Linked DNA regions of Mus musculus: region 1 is linked to region 2. Evidence: chromatin loops called from intact Hi-C (ENCODE). Cell type or tissue: gastrocnemius. All regions are shown on one strand.

The links. Hi-C counts contacts between places; a loop is a spot of excess contacts. Peaks named below come from ENCODE experiments on the same cell type or tissue, not always from the same donor. Only the 100,000 strongest peaks of a DNase experiment are listed, where the experiment ranks them.
Region 1: a loop joins it to region 2, with 3 times the contacts of the local background. A loop is called at or near these places in 14 of 42 quality-filtered maps.

The regions. Positions count from the first base shown.
Region 1 is chr16:4,296,483-4,298,982 of GRCm38, reverse strand. It overlaps Adcy9 (adenylate cyclase 9), which reads left to right. Exons shown (of 11, transcript NM_009624.3): 8 at 137-296; 9 at 1,426-1,574. Among named protein-coding and RNA genes, the nearest start is that of Gm36359, 13 kb to the right of the region's middle. In gastrocnemius, no CTCF peak of the experiment used is centred here; no DNase peak of the experiment used is centred here.
Region 2 is chr16:4,605,344-4,607,843 of GRCm38, reverse strand. The region is part of intron 1 of Glis2 (GLIS family zinc finger 2); the gene reads right to left. Among named protein-coding and RNA genes, the nearest start is that of Glis2, 12 kb to the right of the region's middle. In gastrocnemius, a CTCF peak has its summit at 1,027 (motif pointing right); DNase peaks (open chromatin) are centred at 220, 983 and 2,120; H3K4me3 peaks cover 427 bases; H3K27ac peaks cover 2,218 bases.

The DNA.
Region 1 (2,500 bases), 310 kb after region 2:
TGGAGACAGTAATTTGGATGTGAAGCTCTGTGTATGGCCAGTTGCCCCCAGGTGGGCATCAGAAATGGCAACATGGGACAGATGAAAGTGTGGCATGCTAACTCTCTGCCCCTGAACCTCTCCCTTCTGTGTCCAGAATGGTGTTTTTCCTAGAGGATGTCATGACATGCACAAAGTGGTTGCTGGAATGGATCGCTGGCTGGCTCCCTCGCCACTGCATTGGGGCAATCTTGGTGTCTCTTCCTGCCCTGGCTGTCTATTCACACATCACCTCTGAGTTTGAGACCAACATACATGTAAGTATCCGCAGGCCATCTCCACGCCCTCCAGGCTCCCTAACCTCTTCTTTCACTTTAAGTCTGGGTACTTGGGGTAGGGCTAAAAATTGAAGTTTTAAAAGAGGTACTCTCTGTTACTGCTCCCAGCTGCCCTCTTAAAATAGGAAGCATGCGCTAGCTGGGCTTGGTGGCACACATACACACACACATAATGGCACACACACATACATGGTGGCACATAACAGGTGCTAAGTCTCTGACTGGCACCTGGAGTAGCTGCTGTTCTGGGGAGGAGCTTTGGAGTTTACTCCACAATGGACGAGGCTGTTTCTTACCCTTTCAGCTGAGAGCAGTGTGCTTGAGTGTAATAGAACTGCCTGGGAGCATCTGAGGTCCTAGCATCAACTCACTTCTCAGTGGACCACAGCAGGACTGAAAGAAGAGTTTGGAAGGTGGCCCCTCTCACAGTGGTAGAGCCCCAGTAAGCAGCCTCCCTTTCCTGTCTATCAAAGGGACATGTGCCATCCTACCTGTCTGGAGGAATATTCTCTTAGCAGTGTGGACTTGTAACTAAAATGCTGTGCCATGAGACAGATATGTGATCTGTTTTTAAAACCAGTAGGTTACCCAAAGGAAGACTTACTGCACATTTCACAGTTACTTCTTGTCACTGTGACCAAATACTTGATGAGAAAGGTTATAAGGGATGGAGAATTAGCTCTGGCTCAGAACTTAAGGGAATATCCTGTCATAGCAGGGAAGGCATAACTCCACAGTGGGGTGTTTGTCGGGCTGAGACTCTTCATCTCCTTACAACTTAGTTAAACAGGAAACAGAGATGGGATAGGACACAAACTAGGCTCTAAATTTCAAGGCCCTTCTCTCCAGAGATCGACTTCCTGCTGCTAGGGTCCACTTCCCAGAGACCCCACAACCTCCTAGAAGAGCACCCCTGGCTGGGGACCAGGTATACAAGCACATGAGCCTGTGGGGGACATTTTACATTCAAGCCATCACAAGTACCAGAGATGCCTGATACTGAACAGAAGTGTGTGGGGGTGGTCCTCTCACTCTGTGGCACACAGATAGGATGGAGGCAACATGGCAGAGGTGGCAGAGGCTATACTAACAGTGTCTTCTCTTGCAGGTTACCATGTTCACTGGCTCTGCGGTGCTGGTGGCCGTTGTGCACTACTGTAACTTCTGCCAGCTCAGCTCCTGGATGAGGTCCTCCCTTGCCACCATCGTGGGGGCTGGGCTGCTGCTTCTGCTCCACATCTCCCTGTGTCAGGACAGGTGTGACTGCATTCTTACCTCGTGCCGCCCTCACCTAGCATCTCTTAGGGCTCGGCAACAGTTCTGTGTTAGTGCTGCATGATGCCTTTCCTTCATGACTTGAAATGGCTTCCAGCACACATGTGTTCAAAGAGAACCAGCTGAGGATGTAGCTCAGTGGTAAAGTGCCTGCCCAGCATGCAATCCTCAGGAGTACCAAATACAAACACATACACACACACACAGAACCAAGCATCATACAGCCCAAAACATAATAAAGAGCCCTAAGAGTCTTTTTTTTTTTTTTTGAGACAGGATTTCTCTGTGTAGCCCTGCCTGTCCTGGAACTCACTCTGTAGACCAGGCTGGCCTCAAACTCAGAAATTTGTCTGCCTCTGCCTCCCAAGTACTGGGATTAAAGGCGTGTGCCACTGCCTGGCGAGCCCTAAGAGGAAAGGAAAGGAAAAAGGAAGTCATTTATAACACCATAAAACATTGCTGTGTGTATAGTATGTAAATATTGAATCATAGATGAACATTGAATTTAGACTTAGTTTCTATCACTAAAAGACACCTATATCACCAGTTGTGTACAAATATTCAGAATTCCACAAGACTTCTGATCCTACACACTTGGATATGGGAATGCAATCTGTATATATTTGAATATAGATGTCCTTGGGTATCTGCCTCAGCAAGACACATGACTACTGTAGGATATTTGAACTTTTTTTGTGAATAAGTTGTAATCTAAGAAGGGAAGACTGGGCTGGAGAAATGGCTCATTGGTTAACAGCACTGACTGCTGCCAGAGGTCCCGAGTTCCATTCCCAACAACCACATGATAGCTCACACCCATCTGTAATGGAATCTCATGTCCTCTTCTGGGGTGTTTGAGGACCGCTACAGTGTACTCATATACAATAAATAGTTCTTTAGAAAAGGAA
Region 2 (2,500 bases):
ACCTCACCTTCCGCCCTCGAGAGACCTCCCACTTGTTTCTCTGGCCTTTGTTCGTGTAGACTGTCACACTGCAAAAATCTTTTTACTGAACACCCACACTAAAAGACTCTACTACTGTATTTAATACAAAGTGGGCATGGAAGGAAAAACCTGAAAAATACCTGGAGCAGCTGAGTGTGTCCTCGGGGGCTTGTAAGACCTTGTGCCCTTACATGGGGCGGAGATGGCAGAGAGGACAGTCACTCACTGTGTTCCTCCCATCTGTTCTCCAGGCCAAGGCTCTAGGGCAGCTTCTCCTACCTGGTCGTCCCTTGCTTCCCTCTTATGCCCTCAAACTCCAAGCTTCAGCGGCATTCCCCAGTACACAGTGTGCACCCTTCCTTGGCCTGCAATGCAATCCTGCTTGTAAGGATGTATCTCCAGCTCCCACTACATGTGGCTACATGGAATCTGGGCACACAGGGCTGCATCATCAGAGCACAGGAAACCTGTTTACTGTGAGATTCAGGTCTGTAACTTGTCCCCACTGAGGCTGTCAGATGCACTTGTTACTGCTCAGACAACGCTTGGACCAGAGACTCACTGTATCATACCCTGGTGACCAGAGCACCACCCTCTTGGGAGTCCCAGACCCATGTAGGTGGGTAGGTGATGGTGATGGCCTTAGACCTTCTCATCCATTCCTGTCTAGGCAAAGGCTGCCCTCTGCCTGACCTGTAGCCCGTTAAATCTGTCTGTCTGTCTCTACCTGTTTATTTTTAGACGCAGTCTCAGTCTAACCTCCCTGAAGCTCCTCTATGCTGGGAGCCTGGAAGGGGAGGAAGGAAGTAAATATTTATGCTGATTAAGAATTCAGGAGCCAGGAAGGGCTGGTGGCCTGGTCCCTCGTCTGGCCCAAAGCCACAGGTTTCTCTGCCCCCACCACCCACCATGGAGAAAAGACCCCTGGCAGGGTGCCTGAGCTAGAGAGTCAAGCACTGGCTCTCAGTCACAGTGCCAACCAAGCAGTAGCCTTTGGCACCTGCTCCTGTCTCATGTCCTCCCACCAGAGGGAGCCTAGGAGGAGCCTCTGATCTGTCATCTGGTTCTGAGGACCTCCAGGGAACAGCACAGCATTCACCTAGGGTCCATCTCCCTGGGTGAGGAGGCCAGCACCCAGAGCAGGAAAGGAGACGCCAATGACTGCCCCACCCCCACCATCAGCAGATCCAGTCTCCAGGGATACCCTTTCACTTCCTGTCCCTTGGTTCTGTCCAGGGAGGTAGGGATCATTCTTGGAAGCCAGGATCCAGCCCAGGCTCTGCACTCCTCCTAAGAAAGGAGGAAGGAGATGTCGCAACGAGTCCTGCTAGTTTTCTGATCCTCCACCCCAAGGGAGCAGATGGCCTATGACCCCACTCATGCTTTGACCATGGCCAACCTCAAAGACCTCTTCACTCCTACTCCCAGCCAGCAGCAGCCTATCTGGCTTCAGCTTGGTTTTGTCCTAGAGCTAGATGAAAGGGGGAGGAGAAAGGCAGGTCCCCCATTCTTCTAACTGACTCTGCAGCTCAGCTCTCCAGCCAGACTTAAATGCCTGGAACAAGGACAATGGCAGGCCATGATCCTGGGAAAAGTGAAGCCATCACCTCCTTAGCCAAGGTCCAGCAGCAGCTTGCCCTTATAGTTCAGGATATCTGGAACCAGTGGGTCTCCGGAACTTACTGGTCCAAAGGGACGGGATACCACCCTCTCTCATGGGTACAATACCCAGGGGTAGGGAGTCCACCCGCCTGAAAGACTTGCCGGAGAAACCACCTGTGCCTGTTTTCCTACTGGTCAGATGGCTGAGTGACTCTCACCCTGGGCTGCAGGGCTGCGATCAGGGACCAAAGGCCATGCTTTGTAGCACTCACTCCTGGTAGGCTAGGTGTGTCCCGAGACACACCCACCTGCAAGGGCCATGAAGGGAACCCGCAGCAGCAACCCCAAAGGGTGCTGGGCCAGCCCTGGAGGCTCTTCCAGCTGCAAAAGGAACTAATTAGAGCAGAGGGAGCTGGAGGAAGCAGCAGTAAGGGAGGAAGAGCAGAGACCACCGGGGTGGCAGGGGTGGAGACAGCCCTCCCACAACCCGAGCGGGGGTCACCCTGAGGGTGGGCTGGGCGCCTCCAGCCAGCCATGCCAAGACAATGACTGCTATTGTGCGCCCACTGCAGACCCTGCGCAGACGGTCCCCAGCTGCAGCTCCTGCAGGGCACCAGGCCCCCTATAGACCAATATAGACCACCATCCCTCCCTCTTGGGGAAACTAAGCTTCAAAGACACCAAGCTAAGAGAAGGGGACCAAATTCCCGCTGGGGTGAAGTCCTTTCTTCCCTTCCAGAGGGAGGGCTACCTTCAACAAGGACCTCAGCAAAGGTGAACTGCCCCCCAACCCACAGCCGTATGTATCACTAATATGGTGAACACCCCCATTTCACCAGGGGTAGTCTGGAAACTGCACATTTAGTTAGTTATGGCA